Linked DNA regions of Mus musculus: region 2 is linked to region 1. Evidence: chromatin loops called from intact Hi-C (ENCODE). Cell type or tissue: left cerebral cortex. All regions are shown on one strand. Each heading gives the region's core, and the rest is flanking DNA. Links, peaks and the distances in the headings are about the cores only.

Region 1 (4,391 bases), core at 131-4,130:
CCGCCTACACTTCCAGGTGTGCCTTCCCTGCCCTTAATTGCCCTATGAAAAATCTTAGTTTGCCCTTGGAAAGTTACACTCCTAGCTGAAGAGAAATTTATAATCATAGCTCTAGGGACACAAAGGCACGCTCGCTTTGATTTGCAATTGCAAAGCCAACTATTGCTTTTCTATGGCCTGAAGTACAGGGCTGTGCTGGTTGAAACTTTGTGTGCTGCCTGAAAAAGTTTAGAAACTCAACTCGGAGGAGGCCATACACCAAGTTCTCTCTCCCCCCCCCCCCTTTCTTTTCTTGTTTTCCCCAGGCTCTGTGATGGTTTCCAGGGCTTTTCAAATGAGGAGGGGACAGCAACAAAGCATGCACCATGCAGGGCGTCCACCAAAGCTCTGCAAGAGGCCTGGCGCTGGGGTGAGCACAGGAGGGGCCAGGGGTGACGGAGGTGGGTGTGTCTGCTGTGGAGGGTCAAGGGAGCGCCGCGAAGGTACTGAATGAAAAGCTTAGGCTCCCCTCACCCCCACCCCCTCCCCGACCTGCAGCAGCGCGGGAAGTTCAGTGAATGACTGGGGGAGGGGACCACAGGAGGCAGAGTCGCTGTGGGTGCCACGCAGGTAAGGAGAGCAGAGCGGCTTGGGAGGAAAGGCGCTTTGGGGTGCGGGGAGTTTCTGACTTGTGCTCTGTGGATGTGGCAGAAAGCGCCAGAAGGAGGAGAGGTAAGGAGGCTGGCACCCGTGCCTCTTCTGCTGCCTGCCTGTTCCTTGAGCCCGGGAAGTTGGAACTGGGCGGCAGTAAAGCCCCGGGAGTTGTGACTCTTGTCCTCCAGCACAGTGCTGCCCTCCGTAGGCTCCGGGTTGTGCTGGGGTGAGGCTTGGGTTGGGTTGGCCCGGCGGCTGCGTGAACTGCGGAGCTGGACCTAGCAGGTAAAGACACGGCGGCCGGGTGTCCCTTGGCGCGGCGCGGGTGGCGACCGCCCCGCCTCCCATCGGCGCGATCGGCTCGCACTGTCCCACCACCCGCCGCTTTGTAGCCGTGCGCGTGAGCGCCTGAGTGCGCGCGCCCGCGGGCCCGGAGTGGGTGGGTGTGCGCGCGTGTGTGAGGCCGCCTGCAGGAGGCGAGGCTGCCCTGGCCTCCCGCACCAGCCGGTGGAACTCAGCCCGGGAGGGAAGTCGCCGCAGCCGCCCGGGCGGCCCTCCCGACCTTTGGCCAGGTCAGTGCGCCCCAGGGTCCGTCCAAGTGACACGTAGGTGGCCTCCTGTTGCTTACCTGGATCGGGTTGGGGACGCGAGAGGGCTGGCAAGGGGCTCCCCAAGTTTATTGGTGCCGCGTCCCCGACGACTTAGATGGCTCGGGTGTCCGCGCGTCCCGCGCTCAGTTCACTGCTCACCAGAGACTTTGTCGTCCCTTGAGTTTAAGGAATTTAAACTGAAGTTTCCTTGAAGCCGCCCTAGGCTTAGTCTGTACCTGGGAAATGCAAGGCGGGGAAAAACCTGATTTTGCTTGAATGGGTTGATCGGCTGTTTGCTCCTGTAGGGAGGGAGACTTTACTGTGAATGGTTTTAAACTTTAGGCTTGTTTTTCTTTGCTGCCATTTGGTCTTTGATGTGAGGCACCCAGGGCTTGTTGCTGCTTCCAGGCTGGGGCCCTAGACTGTCTCTTTTCTCAGTCCTTTCTTCCTCGTCTCCCGTTTTCTTTCTTCCTTTCGCCTGTGTTTCTTCTTCTTCTTCTTTTTTTTTTCTTTTTAGTTGAAATCTTCGGAGCTTTCCTTCCATGTGGGTTTCCAGCGAGTACTGGCTTGTGAAAAGTTTTACTCTTAAGCTATACCCATCGTCAGAGATACCTATTGCTAACTGCAACTAGAAGAAGGTAGCTAGTTATTAAAGCGGAATCCTCTATTCGTTTCGACAGAGCTGCGTGCTTATCCTTTTGTGTAAGTGTCTTTTGCTCACCTAACATGACTATGAAGTCAGAAGTCCGGGTTTCAAAGTCTTAGAAAATGGAAGAACATAGTCTCTTTCAGATGGAATGAATACCAAGGAAGAGGAATCAACATTACGCTTAAGGCCCCGTGCACCACAGCCAGCTGCATTAAAACACAGCTGTAATAGCATCTAGTTTTTGCCCTTGGTTCCTCCAGATGCAACATCATGAATAATAATCACCAGGGCTCTAATATTTTTTAAAATTCTATTTTATTTTTCCTTTTCTTTGGTCTTGAGTGTGAATTTGAGGGAAAAAATGTAGAAAGAGAGGGAAGCAGTTTGAGGCGGAAAGGCTGAGAAGGGTGACTTGCAGAACCACATCAGAGCCTCCTTGTACACAGCGTCCCCTAGCGGTGTACCCTGAACGGGTTCTGGGCTCCTGGGCTTGGTGTCCTCATCAGGAAAATGAATGGGTAGGATGATCTTTGCTGTTTCAGCCATCTTCCCTGTAACTGGGAACTAAGGGTGGGTGATTCCTCCATGAGAGACTAGTTGAAGTTGAAGAAGGAAAATGAAGAAAAATTAGTCTTGTGGGGAAATGGGAGGGCAACAGAAAGAAGGTGGGATGAAAGAAACCCGTCAGGAGGGGGATGCTTGGAGAGAGGGACTTAAGTAGGAGTTGGCTTTCTCTAGCCTGCCTGCCTGCCTGCCTGGTTCCTTTCTTCCTTCCTTCCTTCCTTCCTTCCTTCCTTCCTTCCTTCCTTCCTTCCTCCCTCCCTCCCTCCCTCCCTCCCTCCCTCCCTGACTTCCTTTCTTTCCCCTCGAAAGAAAGCAATAATTTCTTCTCCTGCCAACCTTATTATTACAAACCTGCGAGGCTGCTTAAATCTGACATGAGGTCTAAGTGATCCTTGCGGTCTGGCCTCTACTAGGCACCACCTACCCACCCACCCTGCCCTTTGCATCTTCAGCTCAGGGGAGCTGCCACCATCCCCCAAAGCTCAGCGTCCCTGTGAATGATGGTAAAGAAATCACAGAAGAGAAAATTTAAGTGGCAGCATGTCAGAGACGTCTGTTTCTATTCAGAGTTAGTATTCTTCAGAACGTAACTTGATTTTGTTTTCCAGGTTCTGTTATAGGTGTTGGTTTTTACAGAATCTGTTGTTTGACCTAGTGGGACATCCAGGGGACGAATAAATCCTGGTTGCTGAGTCTTTGAGGACATAATAACATTCGGTCTGAAATTTGTGATTTTTTTTTTTAGGAAAAGGGATCTCTTCAGACACTTGGTGTAAAAATTTGTGCTCGGAACAGAACACACCATGCTGATTTCAGTGGGAAGTTACAAGTATTTGACTCATAATGTCTTTAGAAGTTTAGTTTAAGGTCAAGTTTTTAATGTCTGTGCTTAATGTGTGGCCACCCCCCCTCAGTCCCTTCTTCCATCCTTTCCTCTCTCCCCTCCTCCTCCTAATCTGCTCTCTTCCCTCCCTTCCTCCCCTCCCTCCTCCTTGCATCCCTATCTCTCTCTCCTTGCCTCTCTTCTCCTTCCTTTCTCTCTCCTTGCCTTCCTCTTCCATCTGCCCTTCTTTCTTTCCTTCCTTTCCCTCACATCCTCTTTTCCCTTCTTCCTTTCCTCTCTTCCTTGGTACCATCAGGCCTGCCCCTGTGAGGAGCGTTATTTACTTTGAAGGTGAGGTATAACGTCATAAAACCGACCCATAAGTCAGTCAGCATCTTACTTTCTGTCTGGTTTCTTACTTTTTGCAAAGGATGATAATTTGAAAGGCTCTATGGTGTCAGTGTTTAAATATCTCTTAGGGATGTGTTAGAGCGTTGGGAGAGAACGAGACAAATTCAGTCCAACAAGCAACCATTGAATTCTTGTTGTAACAGATACAAAGAAAATGAAGAGAAGGGTTTAGCCAACGCTGAAGTGCAGAAGGTGGGACACAGATAGCTGTGGTGTAGAGAGTGAAGAGTTTCTGTGCCACATTGCATCACTATGTGCTGCAGAGGAGTCTTGAGGACCTTGGCAGGCTGGGGGCAGAACCTGAAATCCTTACTGTGGTGTAGAGGCAAACAGCTTGGCTTAAAGATGGATGTGAACAGTGAGGACCTTTCAGAGGTGCTTGCCACGGTCCTTGGTGGTGATGGAGAAGGCCTGGGCATCACTTTAAGGAGTTATGGCTTGCCATTATTTAACCCCAAGATACCTGAAACTTCCCCACCCCCCAGTCATACCAGCTAGCAGCAGAGCAGAGGTCACATGTTTGAGGGATGGCTGAATGTGTGTTCTCTTACGTTCTGCTGTAAAAGCATGGCGAGTAAGTTGTGCAGCACCATTGCCAACTTATTTAATGTTATTATGTAAAGCTTCTAGAACAATCTGCGTGTCGTTTCTAACCCCCTTGCTCTTTCCAAATGATGGCTTCCTTTTGGGAAACTTAATTTTGTAAAAACAAGGCTCATGG
Region 2 (4,391 bases), core at 239-4,238, 170 kb before region 1:
ACCTCCCCTCCAACGCAACATCCCTGAGGATGTGTGAGCCTCAGGCTGCCACACTCTCTGAGAATGTGTGAGCCTCAGCCTGCCACACTCCTGAGGATGTGTGAGCCTTTTAAGAATAACTTTCGCTTTCTGGACCTGTTACTATATTATTGGTCACATTATTTATCATGTCTCAGAATTAAGTTGTGGATTTAACTGAACTCAATAACTGTTTCTCTTCACTGGGAATTCATGAAGTGAAATGGAAAAAAAATTCAACTTTGTAGTGAATGATTCTAGCAATGTTTATCCCAATAAAAACAATAACTAGAATTGGAGTCTTTATATATAATCAGACCCTGGGAATCATATGTACCAGGAAAGCACTATACCAATGAGCTATACTCCAGCCCCTGTAAACCTGAGCTTTTAAGCATCTGTTGTTATAGTTCTCTGCCAGACATTTTGCACATCTGCAAGACTCCCCAGTTTCAGATGTAGGGACAAAGTCTTAGAGATAGTCATTTTTCCAACAAATACTGTGTCTTCCACGTTCCAGGTTTCATTTGTGGCAACTGTGATACGTCAGTGTGTGAACAAGATCTGTGACCCCGGCAGCCACGTCTCGGCAGTTTTTTTTTTTTTTTTAAAGATTTATTTATTTATTATATGTAAGTACACTGTAGCTGTCTTCAGACACTCCAGAAGAGGGCATCAGATCTCATTACGGGTGGTTGTGAGCCACCATGTGGTTGCTGGGATTTGAACTTCGGACCTTCGGAAGAGCAGTCGGGTGCTCTTACCCACTGAGCCATCTCACCAGCCCCTCGGCAGTTTTAAGTACATATGCTATCTGCTGAACCACACAGACGGCCGTCATCGCAGACCTTTCTTAAAGGATATCGTGGGGGCCTTTACTCGTCTTTGGCTGCCTTGGATCCTCCCATCTGCTTGTCTTATTTTTTGGCAGAGGTGGAATTTTCTCCTTTCTGTATTTTATGTAGCTTTGTAGGATTGTTTGTCAATGTGTTTGGGTTTTGCAAGGCAAAGCTAAGCACATGACTGGTCCTGATGAGGCTGACCAATCAAATGTTCCTTTCCTGAAATATGAAATCTGTGTACAGAGGGGAGAAATAAAGAGGGCCATTGAAACTCATTCATCTTTCTGACTCCTGAAGATGTTTTTATATTGTGGATGGCCCTGGTGTTGTTTGTATTTTGATGTTAATTCTGCTTTCCCAGGAGGGGTTGTCTGGAACGAGGAATAAGTCACATACTCATTATTGGGGCACAGTTGAAGCTTTCAGAGTCTGGGGTGAATTGGAAGTGGTGGGAATGAGTCTATTCTGTTGGCACCATCGTTTTCTCTCTCTTTGATGTGAGCATCCTGGAAGCAATCAGCCTCTTTTACACGCTCCCCTGTTCTATGATGTCCATGATGATTTCAGGAGACCCAGTGGACCTGACTGAAGCTCTCCAGGCAGAATAAACATGTCCTCCTTTCAAGCTGATGCTCTTGGGTATCTTGTCACAGAAACACAAATGATCTCAACAGTCACTTGGAGTGCTTCTATTTTTTTTTTTTAATTCCCATAAGGCTATGAGCATTTAAGATGTATTCAAATTTCTTTTAAATGTGCTCATGGAAGTGGAATCTCTGAGCCATGCTCCTATGATTAGACTCTATGTTAAAACATGACCTATGTTCTAAGGGGGCAATATCTTCTTCCATTGCTACCAGTCATGCACAAGGGTTCTGATTTTTCCACCTCCTGGCCACAGCACAACACGTGACAGATACTCTCTTTTGGATTCTAAACCTTGATGGTTTTACTTTGGATGATAAGTGTGTGATGTGTATGACTCTTTGGCTTTCTACGTCAAGACTACATGTCGTAATACCAAATATTATCCTCTTTGAAACTGCATTCTTTCACTAGAACATTCTACAGCGTGGTGTGTCCCTACAGCAAAAACAAGGTAAATTGTGAGACTTCTCAACTCTGAATGAACTCTATGAATGAAAAATGAATTCATTCTCGAACAGGAAATCTCTGGCACAGCGAAGCCTCAGGGTTGTGAGAACTGGGACTGTTTGGGGAAGTTCTGGCCAGGCCCTGGTGCTTGTTTGCTTTATCACTATGGGAGCAAAGAAGAGATCAACGCGGCCTCTCAAAAGGCTTCCTCTTGCAAGATGAAAAACATGATTGGCAGGAGGGAGGAAAACCCGCCAAGGCTGAGAGCAGGCCTGGCTCCCTGTTGTAAGATCAAATAATGACCTCCGGATCGGGACATGAGAACAACGGAGCTTTGTGTCGCCACTGTTGGCTCTGGCGCATGCTCTGTCCTGGGTTAATAAACTTTTACTGCAGGTAACATCTGGAGTGGGGCAGAGGAGACTAATGTGCTGACCTCAGCAGGCAGTTTACTGTCAGCCTGCCCAGAAGTGCACTGAAAGCGGGGTTCCAACTCCACCAGGCCTTTCTTTCTTGGCAACCCTGCCCGCTCTCCAAAACGCAAGCCCCCTCTGTCGCATGTATTCTCGCTTGCCCTTCGACAATGTATTCCGCTCGACAAAGTCTCTGGCCAGATTTCGGTGGCATGTTCTTTAACTTTTGGGATGTAAGAAAAAGAACTCACATTTAAAAAAAAAATTGAAAATAGATTTTCTTTAATACATTTTATTCTGATTACAGTCTCCCCTCTCCCAACTCCTCCCAGATTTTCCCCACTTCCCCACTTGGCAAAATCCAGACCCCTTCTTTTTCTCTCATTTGAAAACAAATAGGCATTAATGATGATGGTGATGATGATGATGATGATAAAAGACAAAATAAAACAAACCAGAATAGGGTAAAGCAAAATAAACAGAAAAAAAAATAATAGAGTAAAAGAAAAAGCAAAAGGAGCCGGGCGTGGTGGCGCACGCCTTTAATCCCAGCACTCGGGAGGCAGATGCAGGTGGATTTCTGAGTTCGAGGCCAGCCTGGTCTACAGAGTGAGTTCCAGGACAGCCAGGGCTATACAGAGAAACCCTGTCTCGAGAAAAAAACAAAAAACAAAAAACAAAAAAAAAAAACCAAAAAACCAAAAACCGAGAAGAAGAAAAAGCAAAAGAAATACTACAGACTCTAAGACGCACATATTCACACACAAAGAAGACCCATAAAAACAAAATTGGACACTATAATATATAAGCAAAAGATCTGTAAGGTTAAATTAAAAAGCCCAAAGAAAGAATTATGAGACAAAAATTCTCCAAAAAGTACCATGGAGTTCATTTTGTGTTAGCTGTTTACTTTTGGTGGGTTTGAGCCTGCCCATAAGTGTGGTTTGTAGACCCAGCGAGACTCTGTTGGAGAGAAATAACTTTTCCTTTGTAAGCAATTAGCTATTGGAGATAGCTTCTGGGTTAGGGATGGGAGTTGTGTCGATTTCCCCTCTCAGCACTGGGATCCCATCTGGCACAGGCCGATGCAGGCTTTGTGCATGCGGCCGTGGTCTACCATGGTCTCTGTGAGTTCTTATGGGCACCAGCCTTGTTGTGTCTGGAAGGCCTTTTTTCTTGGTGTTCTCCGTCCTCTTGGCTCTTATACTCTTTCTGCCTCCTCTTGCAAGGGCTCCCTTTACTTGGGTGATGTCTGTCTGCGGCACCTCCACGCCATGCATGTGTTCCCGGTGGGAGGAAGAAGCAGAAGTATCACAGCGTTTCTTCTCACACGTGTGTGGCTGGGGACGTGTGTCACGGCCATTCTCACTGGACAGCAGAGAGATCAAGCCTTTCTCAGATGCCCATTTTTAATCACATTGTTGAATTATTACTATTAAGTTCTGAGTTCCTTGTATATTCTGGGTATTGAACGGCTGTTTTGATATAGAGGAAAAAAAAGAGGTGTGGCTCCAAGTGGATAGTTCTCAACTTTCCCATGATCTCCATGTTTGTCTTCCCCAATTTAATGTTTTTTCCCCAAATTTCCTCCATGCTAGCCCACCATACAGTGCAGTAGTATAGTGTAAGGCAGGAATGGCTTCTTGAATTGTATGGGCATCTTTTTTGTTTAGTAACCTTGCTTGCTTCCTTCTTCCTTTATTATGGTCTGTTTTAGGGAGGGAAAATGTATGAGCAAGTATGGATGTCTCTAGATATCCAGAGTGTCCCTGTGCCCCGTGCTCCTGTGTCCCTGTACCCCTGTGCCCCTGGTTTCTCTGTATTCCTGTATGCTTTTGGGGCCTCCGGGTCTTCAGGGCCTTGTTTTACTTGCTCGGAGCATGCCCCACGGAGCCTTCTCACTTGTTTCCTGGTTTTTTTCTTCACATGCTCAGAACTGTTCCTTGGTATTTTGGGGCCACTCCAGAACATTTAGTGGCTTTTTCCATTCCTTTTGTGTTTCTCAATGGCCACAGCAGGTTCA

Evidence for each region. Hi-C counts contacts between places; a loop is a spot of excess contacts. Peaks named below come from ENCODE experiments on the same cell type or tissue, not always from the same donor. Only the 100,000 strongest peaks of a DNase experiment are listed, where the experiment ranks them.
Region 2: it touches region 1 in a loop (2.0-fold over the local background); 1 of 42 quality-filtered maps calls a loop at or near these places.

What each region holds. Positions count from the first base shown.
Region 1 is chr4:58,549,948-58,554,338 of GRCm38, reverse strand. It overlaps Lpar1 (lysophosphatidic acid receptor 1), which reads left to right and starts at 1,046. Exons shown (of 4, transcript NM_172989.1): 1 at 1,046-1,205. In left cerebral cortex, for the core only: CTCF peaks have their summits at 1,090 and 2,322; DNase peaks (open chromatin) are centred at 806, 994, 1,341 and 2,325; H3K4me3 peaks cover 1,820 bases; H3K27ac peaks cover 742 bases.
Region 2 is chr4:58,720,816-58,725,206 of GRCm38, reverse strand. No RefSeq gene overlaps it. Among named protein-coding and RNA genes, the nearest start is that of Olfr267, 63 kb to the left of the region's middle. In left cerebral cortex, for the core only: no CTCF peak of the experiment used is centred there; a DNase peak (open chromatin) is centred at 2,226.